Linked DNA regions of Homo sapiens: all the other regions are linked to region 3. Evidence: chromatin loops called from intact Hi-C (ENCODE). Cell type or tissue: ascending aorta. All regions are shown on one strand. Region 1 holds the start of CABYR (calcium binding tyrosine phosphorylation regulated). Region 2 overlaps OSBPL1A (oxysterol binding protein like 1A). Region 3 overlaps OSBPL1A (oxysterol binding protein like 1A).

Region 1 (5,000 bases), 130 kb before region 3:
CAAAAGCACAGAGGTGATAAGCGACATGTGTGTTCAAGACTCTGGAGGGTCAAGTGGGAATCACATGGTGAGACATGAAATACGAGAGGTATGCAGAGGCCACACCCACAACCATGGACTTCCATAGGGTAAGGATTTGGGGTGTGGGAGAGGGGCAGTGGAAGGTACATTTGCGTTTTAAATCATTGGTGACCAAAAAATAACATACTGGTGATTGAAAGGGAGATGAACACAAGCCAAGATTGTGAAACCACATCAAATCATTAAGAGTTCAAGAAATCAAAGCAGCGATGGGCAGTGGTTTGAAAATTCTTGGTTAGATGTTTACATTGTAACAATTTGCATTTCAGAATGACTCAGCCAAACAGTCACTGAAGAAATGGAGAGTAAAATCTTGTTTTTTGAGTTACAGGTATTTCTGCATAATACCTTACACCTAATAGATGTTTGAGATGACCCACCAAGGTTACGTTAAAAAAACCATAAATGTCTCCAATTCCAAAAGACACCATAGATGAGGTACTTAGGATTTTCAGTAGCTCAGTTCATTATGTCTCTGACACCTAAATGTGTTATAAACCAAGCTATCAGAAATCATGACAGCCTCATCTCACTTTTATTTACATTACCAAAGTGGTGCTGGAGGCAAGTGATGAAGGATGAAAAATATCTGCAGACCCACCAACATACTCAGTCTAAAAGCATTTCTCCCTTTTTTTTGTTTTGTTTTGTGAGACGGAGTCTCGCTAATTCTCCCTTTTTAAGTATGTAAACTTCCCGAGAAGAGGGAGCTTTCCTGGCACTCAGTAAAATAATTATTAAGTGGATTAATGAATGGCACCAGATAATGCTGACTGAGGCCTTAACATTGCTTTTATTGCAAAGTGCTCTGGAAGCCCTAATTTTTTCTGAATTAAAAAATAGGGTTTTGTTTTATTTTGGTTTGGTTTTTGTTTTGTTTTGTTTTGTTTTTGGTCAGATATCTGCCCTGGCGATGCTCTTTGGTTTAAAGTAGTTGCTTTTTAAACATTTGAAGATGGATCAAAATTAAGGCTGCTTGTACTCTGATAATCATGATTATGGTGTTATTTAGAGCCCAGCCCAAATACCTGAGCCTAAATGAGTGAAAGAGCAGAGAGTGGGCGTTTTTTTGTTTTTTTTGTTTTGTTTTTTGTTTTTTTGAGACGGAGTCTCGCTCAGTAGCCCAGGCTGGAGTGCAGTGGTGTGATCTGGGCTCACTGCAACCTCCGCCTCCCAGGTTCAAGCAATTCTCTGCCTCAACCTCCAGAGTAGCTGGGATTACAGGCACCCACCACCACGACCGGCTAATATTTTGTATTTTTAGTAGAGACAGGGTTTCACCATCTTGGCCAGGCTGGTCTTGAACTCCTGACCTCGTGATCCACCCGCCTCGGCCTCCGAAAGTGCTGGGATTACAGGCGTGAGCCACCGTGCCCGGCAGAGTGGGCGTTTTTAAATGAAGCAGTATTCCTTTAGTTTGGTAAAATTGAGCTGAAGTTACACACAGTAACACCTTGACTTGTTGCTGACGGTGTGCTTTGTGGGGATAGTTGGTGTCTGATCTCAACTGTGGAGAAACAGGAAGTTTCTGGATTCATGCTGAACTCCCATTCCACAGGCGAGTTTCACAAAAGAAAAAGTGCTCTGTTGCATACAATTATTCACTGTGTGTCTACAACGTGGCAGAAATTATTATTCCTAAAGGTGACCGAAGAGAGCTATAGTTTATGGGGCCAGGAGCAATGTGTGGAATGGCGAGGCAGTGACAAGACAGCACTGCCATAAATCTCTTACTTTCTTTCCAAACGAGCTCTAATTTTAAGCTCAACGACCAAAGACGGAGAGGCAGTCGCTTTGAGCTACTCCTGGCTATTTGTTGGGAAATCACCTAAATCCGTTCAGATTTAGCCAGAAAAGGGGAAATAAGTCTCCCTCGCCGGCCAAATCATGGCCTTTGTCGCTTTCGGCTCCCCATTGGCTGCGGCCGCTGTGGCCCCGCCTCCTTGAGTGGTGCGGAGCTTTGTGATGCGGAGCTTCGTGATGCACGCCCCGATGCCTGCGGGGCTATAAAAACGCTCGCAAGCGCCAAGTCTCCTCAGGAGCCGCCGGCAAGGGGGCAACGAGGAAGCTCTTAAGAGCGCGGCCGGAAAGCAGGTGGGGAGAATCTGGAGAAAAGGCGCACCCTGCGGCCTCGGAGACCATTATGTCTCAGGGAGTCTCTCGCAGTGGGAGAGGTCGTCGGGGCAGGCGGAGGGTCCTCAGAGTCGGGGGTGGGGGGCCTGTGGGGCGGCCCCGGCCCACACCGGGGAGTGCGGCGACCAGACGGCCAGCTGCCGAATCTGAGGCCTCGGTGGGTCCGTCGCCCGCCTCTCTTGGACAAGTCCAGGCGATGTGAGCACGCCCAGCCTCCTACATTTCACTCCCGTCTCTCCCAAACAGACCTAGCGCAAAACGAGCACTGACACAGCGGGGGCCCACATCCCGGAGGTTCTTTAGGGAGAGGTCGGGGAGTGCGGTTACCTATGGCTCCGAAGTCCCCGCTGGCATCCTGAAAGGCATCGTATTTCTCGCTTAAGGCGTTACCCTTGTGGTAGTGGGCGCATGGACGTTTACAGTTGGGCGGGGCAGGATTTAAATTCCGCCAGTGGTGGACCAGTATTGGTGATAGGAGAGATCTGGGAAGAATTATTAAGCTGTCGCTTTTAAATAACCCTAATAGTGTTTGTGACAATTTTACCCGTTGACTTTTCTCAGCTTGCTTAGGACAGTTCTTTGTGGGGAACTGAACTGTAGGACGTTTAGCGTCCCTGGCCCCACACGTTCCCAAAGTCGGGGTGAGAACTAGTGGGACGGGGGATCATGGAGTGCATGGCCGCTGTCCCCACCTTTGGTAGCACCAACTGCTAACTGCCTCCTGAAAGGTTGTTGGCGCCATCATGGTTTCTGGGAGCCACTTTCTTTTTTATTCTTTTTTTTTTTTTTTGAGACGGACTCTAGCTGTGTCACCCAGGCTGGAGTGCAGTGGCGCGATCTCGGCTGTCAGCTCCGCCTCCCGGATTCACGCCATTCTCCTGCCTCAGCCTCCCGAGTAGCTGGGACTACAGGCACCCGCCACCACGCCCGGCTGATTTTTTGTTTTAGTAGAGACGGGGTTTCACCGTGTTAGCCAGGATGGTCTCCATCTCCTGACCTCGCCTCGTGATCCGCCCGACTCGGCCTCCCAAAGTGCTGGGATTACAGGCGTGAGCCACCGCGCCCGGCCTCTGGGAGCCACTTTCAAAACGGTCTATCTACTCACTTTGGGTACTTAAAGAAAATTAGACATATGATATATATGAGTATGTATCAAATATATATATGTATCAAATAGTATGTATGTATCAAACATGTCATGCTGCCTATGCCCCTTAGCATTTAGCATGTGGGACTGCGGAATCCCCACTTCTGATTTTTTAAAAAATTCTTTTTTTGTGAGTACACAGTAGGTGTATATATTTATGGGGCACATGAGATGTTTTGATTCAGACATACAATGTTAATCACATTGGGAATGGGGCATCTATCCCCTCAAACATTTATCCTTTGTGTTACAAACAATCCAGTTATACTCTTTCTGTTATTTTAAAATGTACAATTATTGACTATAGACACCCTGTTGTGCTTTCAAGTAGTAGGTTTTATTCATTTTTTATACCCATTAACCAGCCCCACTTTCCCCCTCCCCCACCCAGGCCCCATTACCTTTCCCAGCTTCTGGTAACCATCCTTCTCTATGTCCGTGGGTTCAATTGTTTCAATTTTTAGCTCTCACAAATAAGAGACCATGCAATGTTTTCCTTTCTGTGCCTCACTTACTTCATTTAACATAATAATCTCCAGTTCCATCCACTTTGTTGCAAATGACAGGATCTCATTCTTTTTTAATGGCTGAATAGTACTCCATTGTATGTATGTACCACATTTTCTTTATCCATTCATCTGTTGATAGACGCTTAGGTTGCTTCCAAATCTTAGCTATTGTCAACAGTGCTGGAACAAACATGGGAGTGCAGATATCTCTTCTGTATACTGATTTCCATTTGGGTATATACCCAGCAGTGGGATTGCTGGATCACTTCTGGTTTTTTAAAGATGGTTTAATTCAGTAAATCTGTTGAATGATATCGTAAAAGGAAGTTTTCATTAAGGGATTCAATTATACTTAATTATATACTGAAAGGATTTGCTTTGGCCAGTACAGATTCATTTTGTCCTGACCTTTGGGAAGATGAGATGTGTTTTTAAGTATTGAACATTTTGCTATGAGATATTCGTTACTTTATAATAGAAGCTGTGCCCTTCTATAATTGTTGTAACTGAACTATGCCACTTAACCCCGTGAAACTCATTATTTACTGTAGGGATGTTGTTGAGGACATGGTTCATTATATCACACTATTTGCTTTATAAGGACTTGGGGGAGAAATTTCTCCTGGGTTTCAGTATCCAGAATAGCTGTGGTTCTCCCATACAACTGATGTGTTTTTCACCTCAAGAAACCTGAATCATTTAACCACCTATCTCCTATTTTGTGATGGCTGCTTGGTAGCTTAGGGGCCGATTTGATGCCCATCTTTATCAAAGTGAAGGAGCTATGGCATGCATTGGAGTGCTAACTTTACCTGTAGCTTCACCTTGTTTTTCCTATCTTAGTTTTCCTAGGGATTTTCTTAAATATTTAATTTTGTTCTTTAGAAGCCTTAGGTGATTTTTTAGGAGTCAGAATACATACACCCTGACACAGTTTCAGGTGGCAGCCTCTGCAACTCTGAGAATTACAGGTTGGTCTGTGCAGTATCTCTGATACCACTTAAAAGGCAGAAAGGCAGAAGGGGAAACATAAGGGAAAATTTGGGAAGAGGGTAAGGGAGATATGAGAAACGAAAGGTACAAATGACAGTGGGTGGTATAATAATACCACAAATAAATTATACTCACAC
Region 2 (5,000 bases), 55 kb before region 3:
CTGTGCAAAAAATACTTCACAACAAGAGAAGACAAAAAACGAAGCAGAGATGGACTGAATAACAGAAGTGCCCTTCTGCAAATATGACTGTGTTGCTTTTCATGGCTCTGAACTTTCCAGACTAACTTCCCTTCAAACCACACCTACTTTTTCAGAATAAATATAACAATTTGTTTGTGCTTTGCTTTAGCTACTTCCACAGCCTGATTTAACTCTGTTTATAAATGATCTGAGATGCTTTTGATTGCTTACCATCAGAGGGATAGAATTTCTAGGAAGGGAGTTGAGTTTCTGGTTCCTTCCTGCTCTGTGATACATAACACATAATATCTCCAGGGTTCTCTGACACGTATGTTATTTTCCCTTCTGTTTCCTTTTGGATTGCTCTGAGCATAGTAAAATACCTGTCCTGCAAAGGACTGCATCCTTCCCCTTTCCTAAAGCAGGTTTTTTTTCTGCTGAGAAAGATTACACAATGTCCTAAAACACACAATCAGATCTGAAATTTACTATGGTAAAATGGATACTTTATGCTAAATTTCAAATCCTGGCTGAACACTGTGCTGTATCAACATGATACAACAGCAGGTCATAGCCCAGACAATGAGAACATATCACATTTTATGCAATCAATGTGTTTTGAAAAGAGCTGTGTATAAACCAAATTTTTCTGAGGATTCTAAAACACAAGGCAAACCAACCAACCAACCAACCTGTTAAGGATCTATGTGGTTTTTAAAACAATCACTTCCTTAATTTATTTACCTTGCAATTTTTTTATTATTATATATGGTGTTTTCTGAAAAAGGAAAATTCCTCCTAAGCTACCAAGCAAAGCAAATAAGGCCAAAGAACTCCGTGTCCCCTGAGGCGATTTTCTCCTTTAGGCAAAATTTAGATTGGCACAGCTCCAAAGGAAAACAGACACTTCAGTGTATTTGTAGAGACCAAATCCCTTAAGTCACCAGAAGTCAAGATACCCAATCTATGATTTATTAGAAGATGTGGGCAGAAGAAACAGGTTAAGGCAGACCATTAAAAGGCTGTTACTGTGAAAGATATTTCCTAGGCACTCAAAATCTTGTGTTCACGTGTGTTGGGAATGGGAGGGTTGGGGGAAGAGGGTACATCTTTGGATAAATAGATCGAGATGCCAAGCAAGAATATACGTTTTAATAAATATTTAACTGCTTCTTTCTGTTGACATCCTGGGGATTATAAGTGTTTGTAAAGTAAACTTGAAATAGAAATTGGATATTTACCTAAGATATTGAAAAAGTCCAGGGATCAAAAGGAGAAAATAACGAGACCTCTGAATGGGGAAAGTAGTATCAAGGGACCCAGGTACAAATAACAGAGCTTACAGCCTCTCGTCACCTCTTGTTTACATTTGACAATGTAACTTTACAACCAGCTTTGTAGAGACCAGACACGCCTTTGTATTCTCAATAAAATGAAAAACTGGCCAAGCGCAGTGGCTCACACCTGTAATCCCAGCACTTTGGGAGGCCAAGGCGGGTGGATTGCCCGAGCTCAGGAGTTTGAGACCAGCCTGGGCAACACAGTGAAACCCTGTCTGTACTAAAATACAAAAAAATTAGCTGGGCGTGGCAGCGTGTGCCTGCAGTCCCAGCTACCTGGGAGGCTGAGGCAGGAGAATTGCTTGAACCCGGGAGGCAGGGGTTGCAGTGAGCCGAGATAGTGCCACTGCACTCCAGCCTTGGCGACAGAGCGAGACTGTGTCTCCAGAAGAAAAAAGAAAAAGGAAAACCATGTTCATAGATTTTAAATATATGGGCAATTTTTCTTATTTCACATTTACCAATAGAAAACAATGTTATTCTAAGATCAGTACTTTCTTTTCAGCTACCTCTTTCTTAAATTCCAGTTTCAAAGGACAATACAAACTTCCAAAACTCAAACATCTTTTCATATAAATTAAAAAGAAGGACAAAAACAATTTTATTTACCTGTTTTTGTTTAGGGTTCATCGGTTATTTTTTTTTTTAAAGGGGAGGAAAGGTTTCAGCTGTCTCCGAGGAATAAGACTACAAACAACGGTCAATGCAGTAGCAATGAACATCCTTACCACTCAGATTGTTATTTCTAAATATTATTTCCCACTAAAATGAAATATGGCTCCTTAGAGAAATAGCTGACTCTATGTCTGGGGCAGGAAACAAATGATGTAAGCCTGAAACACTTTTTTCTTATCAGAAAGCAAGGCAGCTATCAAAGACAATGGAGTTATTGCCTACAAATATCTATAAAAAAAATTACCAGAGAAACCAATGAGGGTCCTGTCAGAGGGACACAGAAGCTGACCCAGAGGGGCTTACTCTGACCAAAGAGGGGGAAAGATACTGTAATAGATTTAAACAAATCCAACCCATGGGCTCATATATTACCTTTGTAGGATGCTAGGGAACCAATATATAGATCATTTTATAAGGAGGTGTTAGGAAGCTCTTCTTTATTTTTTGAGACAAGTTTTGCTCTTTTTTTTTTTTTTTTTGAGACAGAGTCTTGCTCTGTCACTCAGGCTGGAGTGCAGTGGTGTGATCTCAGCTCATAGCAACCTCCACTTCCCGAGTTTAAGCGATTCTCCTGCCTCAGTCTCCCGTGTAGTTGAGATTACAGGCACCCGCCACCACGCCCAGCTAATTTTTGTATTTTTAGCAGAGACAGAGTTTCACCATGTTGGCCAACTGGTCTTGAACTCCTGGCCTCAAGTGATACACTTGCCTCTGCCTCCCAAAGTGCTGGGATTACAGGTGTGAACCTCTGCACCCTGTCAGAAGCTCTTCTTTATAGATTTTCAGCTAATAAATGTAGAAGGAGTGACAGAATTGAAAGACTACTGTTTTGCAGCACCTAAAGAAATAAAGATGAAGACAATGATCAACCACTAAATCATTAGGTGAAAGACTGTCAGGCAACTTTATCATGGATGTGTCAGATTGTCAATGACTAAACCCAAGAATCAATCTCACCATTACAGAAAGAAGAGAATCAGAGAGCAAATGCTCTCTGATTGATGTCATAGGAAGTACCTATGGTTTGTGTACCTATGAATTTTGTGCTAAAAAACTGAAACATAAATCTGGCCACACCTTTGTAAATAACCATCAGTCCACAGGAAATTCAGGAGTAAAAGAACATGTGGAATGATACCCCAGGAATACAACCAGCAATATCCAGATGGTAGAATACTCTACAGAACAAACGACCAGGTTTCTTGAAAAATAAATGGCAAGAAAAAATGGGGGAGGGAAGAGGAAACCTGGAGTAAAATGACTTAAGAGACATAGAAACCAAAGGCAGTATGTAGAACTTTGGGATCCTATTACTAAATACCATTTTGGATCCAATTACTAAATGACATTTACAAGACAATCAAGAAAATGTGAATACTAACTAAATACTTGATGATAATTAAGAAATTATTATTATACATGATAATAGTACTGTGGTTTAGAAGCAAAAAAGACTCCCACTGTTTTAGAGATACATACTGAGTTATTTAAAAGATGAAATGAGTGCCTGCTTTGGCAACACATATACTAAACATTGAAATGATACGAAGATTAGCATGACCCCTGAACAAGGATGACATGCAAATTCATGAAGTGTCCCATATTTTTTGTAGAAATCAGTTCAAGTAATCTACTGTACAACATGGTTTTTGTTTTGTTTTTTTTGAGATGGAGTCTCGCTCCGTCACCCAGGCTGGAGAGCAGTGGGGTGCTTTCGGCTCACTGCAACCTCTGCCTCCCAGGTTCAAGCGATTCTCCCACCTCAGCCTTCTGAGTAGCTGGGATTACAGGCATGCACTACTGCGCCTGGCTAATTTTTGTATTTTTTGGTAGAGACGGGGGTTTCACTATGTTGGCCAGGCTGGTCTCGAACTCCTGACCTCAGGTGATCCACCCACCTCGGTCTCCCAAAGTGCTGGGATTATAGGCGTGAGCCACTGCGCCTGGCCCAACATGGTGACTATAGTTACTAACAATGTATTATATACTTGAAAATCACTAGAGAGTATAGTTTAAAGTGTTCTCACCATAAAAAATAAGCATGTGAGGTATGCATATATTAGCTCGATTCATCCATTACACAATGTGCGGTATATATATTTCAAAACACCATGTTGTACACTACAAATATACAATTTTTGTTAGTTAAAAAGCTATGTCCCTAAAAAAAATAAAGATAAAATGGTATAGCTTGGATTTGCTTTAAAAATAGGAGGCCGAGCGCAGTGGCTCATGCCTGTAATCCCAGCACTTTGGGAGGTCAAGGTGGGAGGATGTCTTGAGGCTAGGGGTTCAAGACCAGCCTGGGTAACATAGCAAGGCCTCATATCTGGAAAAAAAAAATTAATTAGCTAGGCATGCTAGTGACTCCTGTAGTCACAGCTACTCAAGAGGCTGAGGTGGGAGGATCACCTGAGACCAAGGAGGTTGAGGCTGCAGTAAGCTATAATCACACCACTGCACTCCAGCCTGGGCAATGGGGTGAGACCCTGTCTCACAACAAATAAAAATAAATCAGAACATTGATGTGGTGGTTTATAGATGAAACCAAGTTGGGCACATGGTAAATGTTGAGGGTGAATGATGGGAATCAAGGGTTCATTATATTATTCTACTTGTAGGCATGCTTGAAAATTTCCATAATAAAAAGTTTTAGAAATGGGATTATTCATCTGAAAATATTTTTTATTTCTCTTCGTACATAAGTTTCTTAGCTCTTTGCTATTTGGTTGATTTAAGCATAGCCTTACAGATTATGGCTGCCCTAGAAAACTGCTCTGATTTACCTACAATAATCACTCATCTAGACTAGATGAGAACAAGCGCTTGGAGTCTGGTGAAAGTATGTCTCACCATCATTTGCTTAGAAAATGCTAGAACTGGAAGCAGTTCTAAAGAGTCTCAGCCCGTCTCCAAAAGAGCAACTCCTATCTGCTCTTTAAACTAGGGCAGGATGAGGTCAAT
Region 3 (5,000 bases):
ATGTCTTAGCTGCTTCCAAAATTAATTTGTAGCTATATCTCTGGACTATATATAAAATAAACTGAAAATTTTAGGAATATATGTTGAATAATGTGGACTGAATAACAATTCTAAATTTCTATTTTTAGAGGAATTAAAATATTTCTTATAATTCTCAGAAAGCTGATAAACAGTCATATATTTGAATGCCAGAAGTAGTAAGTTTAGCCAACCTTTTTATAAAGAATGTAAATGATAAATGTCAAAAATTGTACATGGAGCTTAGATTATGATGTTGCATAATTATTTTCTCAGTTATGCACAATATTTAAACATGCTCAAACTATTTATAAACCACCCTGAGTATCAGTAAGACCTTTGCTTTAATATGGAAAACCTAACAGGCTCTTTTACTTCCCCCCCATTATGCAGGGCTCACAACTGGGGGCAAAGAAATTATACGGGTCACTTTCACTGTCAATACAATCTCCTAAATTTAACCTTTAAAGGGTTTTTAAAGAGGGGAGACTAGAGTCCAGCAACTATATTCAGGCTGATACAAGTTCCTTTAAAACTCCAGTCTGGCAAAAGTAGCACTGGGACAGAGGCTGAAATAGCTCCCTGGTAGTTATGCTCAGATTAAATATCCACTAAACAGAAATTGAGTTACCTTGCCAAAGACATCAGCTTAGGGACTAAAAAATTTGATTTGGAGAGGAGATTAACTTCGGTGTGTCCTCAAAATGGAAAGCAAGTTTGTATTTAGACACCCCCCACCCCACCCCGTTTTCCTGCCTACACACTATTCCACCAACACACATTTCAAGCATTTTTCTCTCTCGAAAAAGATTCCTGCTAAGCAATGCCTTAATTCAGTCTTTGAACCTAATTAAAATTAAGAAACTTTTAATAGCCTTAATAACTCAGAAAAGCTGTACTAAGCTCTTCTCTGGCATCTTCCTCTCCTTACCACCCTCTCTCCAAACCCAGAAAAATCCAGCACAACAGAAAGCACAAAACAACTAGCCACATGCTCTGAATGCTAGGAAACGTGATTCCCCGCTGGTTTAGGCTACAAAGAAAGCCTGTGAGTAATCAAAAATCCTTAATCAAAACATTAAAGTTAAAAGCCACCTCCCCATTCCCCAACACAAATAGAATTTCCCTTTCTCTCCTTAATCCGCTCATGCACTTCTCGTATTCTTGGAATTTCAGCGGCCTCTGAAGAGCGGATGGTAAGTTCATCTCAATGTCAGCCGGAGCACAGCCATGCGAAAAATCACTAACTTGGAAGGTTATTTAGGACAATAATGTCTTTCACTGTCTTACTCCTCCCACTCCAGCCCTTCTTGACCTAATACCAATATTCAACTGAGAAACACATCAGTCCACGGGCTTTTTCCCCAGGGGCTCTTCCTGCAGGAACCCCACGGCAGGGAGACCCGCACTGGGAAGAGAGCAGGGTCTCCCGGCTGGTGCGCCCCTCCCCACGCGCCCGCGGCTGCACCCCACTCTGCACACACACGTCCAACTATTCTTGGATCTACTCACATCCCTGGATCAAGTCTGGCCGCCCTCCCCGCTCCGTCCCCCGGCGTCCTCCGTGGCCCCAGGCTGCCCCGCAAAGCCACCGAGCTGCAAATACACCCACCTACCTGGGCCAGATCCGAGGACCCCGGCTGGCGCGCTCCACCCTGCGCTCCTCGCAAGCTCCAGCGCGAATGCGCTCGGCCTGCTCCTCCTCCTCCCCTCCAGTCGAGCCGAGGCGAGCCGATCCGGGAGGCGCGACCCAGGGCGGCCCGCAAGGTCTCCCTAAGTCACCTTTGCGCAGCCTGCCCCTGGCTCCGGCCGGGCAGCAGCGCCAGCCTTCCCCAGCGAGGTCGGGCAGAGGCGTTGCCCGCCAGCGGCCCAGGACTCCCGCGCCGCGCCCGCCCGGGCCGCAGAGGTCTGCGCTGCCCCTCCGCCGCCGCTGGCTCGGCCGCAGACCCGCCCTCCGGGGCTCGCGGGGAGAGCGCGGGCGGGCGGCGGCAAGGCCTGCGGCGGGCGGCTCCCTGCGCGCGGCGGGCAGCGTCCGGGCCGCTCCTCCCCTTCCCCAGCGCCGCTGGCGGGCGGAGGCGCAGGTAGGGACCGCCGGGGAAGCCTGCACGGCCCTCCGAGGAGAGGTCGGGGACTGCTCCTTGGGCTCTACGTGAGTGCCGCGCCGAGGCGCCTGCGAGGTCCTAGAGCTGCTGTGCGCTCGGCCCTCTCCTGGAGACACCGGCCCTGGCAACTTTTTTTTTTTCTTTTTTCTTTTTTTTTTTTTTTAACCAACCCGCCCCTTGGGAAACTCTGGAAAGCAAAGGAATCTTCTCTCCAGTCCTGCCTGTCACTTACTCCGGCTCACGCTGAAGCGTTCGCGTTTACGGTTCCAAAACCAAGACTGAAAGGCAGTCTTCACATATTTATTGTTTATACCCTAGTTGGGACACTGAGCAACAAGGAAAACAACGGTATTAATCCTACTACCGTGAAACCTACTTAGGTAAAATTATTCCAGCCAGGCTTGAAGGGCAAAGGTTCAGAGGACAGGAAAACCCACCACCCAAATACCACACTTAAGTGGGATGTTCAGGTTAATGAAATTTATGGTTAACTGTAACACTCTGATGGAGGGAAAGAAATCTTTTTGTTTCAACATGTTTCAAACCTTTCACCTTACTAAAGTGTTTAACTCTGTCCTCATACTTTAGTGAGTTCAGAGTAAAAATGAACAAAATTAAATATTTCTTTCACAAGATCCTAGGTACTTTAAGTCCCATTGAAGTTGGTGGTAGCTGTAATTGCACTACAGACCTAGAATGTGTTAAAGACCATTCCAGGCCATGCTGGGAAAATTGGGAATGAATGTCAGTGAGGTTTCATGGCATCTTTGTTTTCATTGTTATTTTATTGTATTAATTAATTAATTTATTTATTTGGAGACAGAGTCTTGCTCTGTCGCCCAGGCTGGAGTGTAGTGGCACAATCTCAGCTCACTGCAACCTCCACCTCCTGGGTTCAAGTGATTCTCGTGCCCCAGCTTCCTGAGTAGCTGGGATTACAGGCCTGCACCACCAAACCCAGCTAATTTTTTGTATTTTTAGTAGAGACGGGGGTTTTGCTATGTTGGTCATGCTGGTCTCCAACTCCTGGCATCAAGTGATCCACCTGCCCTGGCCTCCCAAAGTGCTGGGATTACAGGCGTGAGCCACCACGCCCAGCCTCATGGCATCTTTGAAAAGTCAGTTCATTTCTTTTACTTTTTTCACTCAGAATAATAACTGTTACTGTACTTGGAAAAATCATGTATGGAAAGAGGAGTCCCTGCTACAGAATCTCTCCCTAGGCCCTGAAAATTAGAGAATGAATTCAGTTTATAAAAGTAGTGCTAGGTAGCAAAACAATGAACAACAAATTACCTTCTTGTTTTAAAAGGCAATCTACATGGCTCCTAAATGTGCCAGGTACTGTACTGAAGCACCTCACATAAAATAGCACATATATGCGCTCAATTTCAGATGTGGAAACAGAATTCCTAAACATATATTCATTTGTTCAAGGTCGAGGTAGCAGAGTTTAGATCCAGATTGGTCTGATCCCAAAGCCTGAATTTTTTCCTTTGTACATTCATTATTCATTCATTCAAATATTTATTCACCATCTACCACATGCCAAGTACCATGCTACAAAAATAACTAAGATACAGTTGCTTCCTTAGGAAGCTCCAGTTTGTGAATATATAATGATACAATATGATAAATGCTATGACAGCCAGGAACTCATGGAGCAGCAGGGACACCTCACCTAGTTTTGAAGGGTGGAGCCTGTATGAGGAAATGGTTACAGTCATCCAACAGAGCAGCCTTGAGAATTTATCTCACAGAACAGCAATGGGGAACTGTATGCTGGAGTCAGGGAAGACAGAATAAAGGGAGATAGGCAACCAAGATATTAAAAAACCAAATTGAACCGGGCACGGTGGCTCACACCTATAATCCCAGCACATTGAGAGGCCGAGGCAGGCAGATCACTTGAGGTCAGGAGTTCTAGACCAGCCTGGCCAACATGGTAAAACCCCGTTTCTACTAAAAATACAAAAATTAGCAGGGTATGGTGGTGTGTGCCTGTAATCCCAGCTACTCAGGAGGCTGAGGCAGGAGAATTGCTGGAACCCAGGAGGCAGAGGTTGCAGTGAGCCAAGACTGTGTCGCTGTACTCTAGCCTGGGCAACAGAGCGAGACTCCTTCACAAAAAAAAAAAAAAAAAAATTGACGGGACTTGATTAAAGATAGGGAGGAAGAAGGAGGATGAACCAAAGCCAGTTCCCATGATCCTGGCCTGAATTACTGAATGGGTGGCAAGTCTATGAGTTGAATGGATAACTCAGTTTGAGACACGTTGGTTTTGAAATGCTTCTGATATAAGCATATGTAAATGTTCAAAAGGCAGCTGGATATATTAGATCAGAACTCAGGAGAAGTCTGAGGTGGAGACATCTGAGTCCTCAGGGAATTCTAGTTAAAAGAATGGGTGACATCATCCAGGGAGAATATGAGGAGTGAGAAGGTCACTCGCAGAAACCTAGGTAATACTAATATTTAATACATAGGCAGATGAAAAAATGCTTTAGAAGGTGGCTGAGGCCAGGCGTGGTGGCTGAAGCCTGTAATCACAGCACTCTGGGAGGCCAAGGCGAGTGTATCACTTCAGTTCAGAAGTTTGAGACCAGCCTGGTTAACACAGTGAAACCCCATCTCTACTAAAATACAAAAAAATTAGCTGGGTGTGGTGGCGTGCACTTGTAATCCCAGCTACTCAGGAGGGTGAGGCAGGAGAATCGCTTGAACCCGGGAGGCTGAGGTTGCAGTGAGCCAAGATGGCACCACTGCACTCCAGCCTGGGCAACAGAGTAAGACTCCATCTCAAAATTAAAAAAAAAAAAGAAGGTGACTGAGGGGGAGCTGCTACAAAGGAAGGAGAAGCCAAAAGAGGCGGCACTGTGG

The links. Hi-C counts contacts between places; a loop is a spot of excess contacts. Peaks named below come from ENCODE experiments on the same cell type or tissue, not always from the same donor. Only the 100,000 strongest peaks of a DNase experiment are listed, where the experiment ranks them.
Region 1: a loop joins it to region 3, with 13 times the contacts of the local background. A loop is called at or near these places in 3 of 110 quality-filtered maps.
Region 2: it touches region 3 in a loop (2.7-fold over the local background); 23 of 110 quality-filtered maps call a loop at or near these places.

What each region holds. Positions count from the first base shown.
Region 1 is chr18:24,136,944-24,141,943 of GRCh38, forward strand. It overlaps CABYR (calcium binding tyrosine phosphorylation regulated), which reads left to right and starts at 2,119. Exons shown (of 6, transcript NM_153769.3): 1 at 2,119-2,175. RefSeq lists an enhancer at 1,704-1,763. In ascending aorta, no CTCF peak of the experiment used is centred here; DNase peaks (open chromatin) are centred at 2,028 and 2,483; H3K4me3 peaks cover 1,793 bases; H3K27ac peaks cover 1,361 bases.
Region 2 is chr18:24,214,761-24,219,760 of GRCh38, forward strand. All of the region lies in intron 17 of OSBPL1A (oxysterol binding protein like 1A), which reads right to left. It also overlaps the pseudogene RNU6-435P. Among named protein-coding and RNA genes, the nearest start is that of CABYR, 78 kb to the left of the region's middle. In ascending aorta, no CTCF peak of the experiment used is centred here; no DNase peak of the experiment used is centred here; H3K27ac peaks cover 2,348 bases.
Region 3 is chr18:24,269,988-24,274,987 of GRCh38, forward strand. All of the region lies in intron 15 of OSBPL1A (oxysterol binding protein like 1A), which reads right to left. Among named protein-coding and RNA genes, the nearest start is that of MIR320C2, 49 kb to the right of the region's middle. RefSeq lists a silencer at 4,152-4,365. In ascending aorta, a CTCF peak has its summit at 2,229; DNase peaks (open chromatin) are centred at 1,744, 2,154 and 4,994; H3K4me3 peaks cover 2,423 bases; H3K27ac peaks cover 2,825 bases.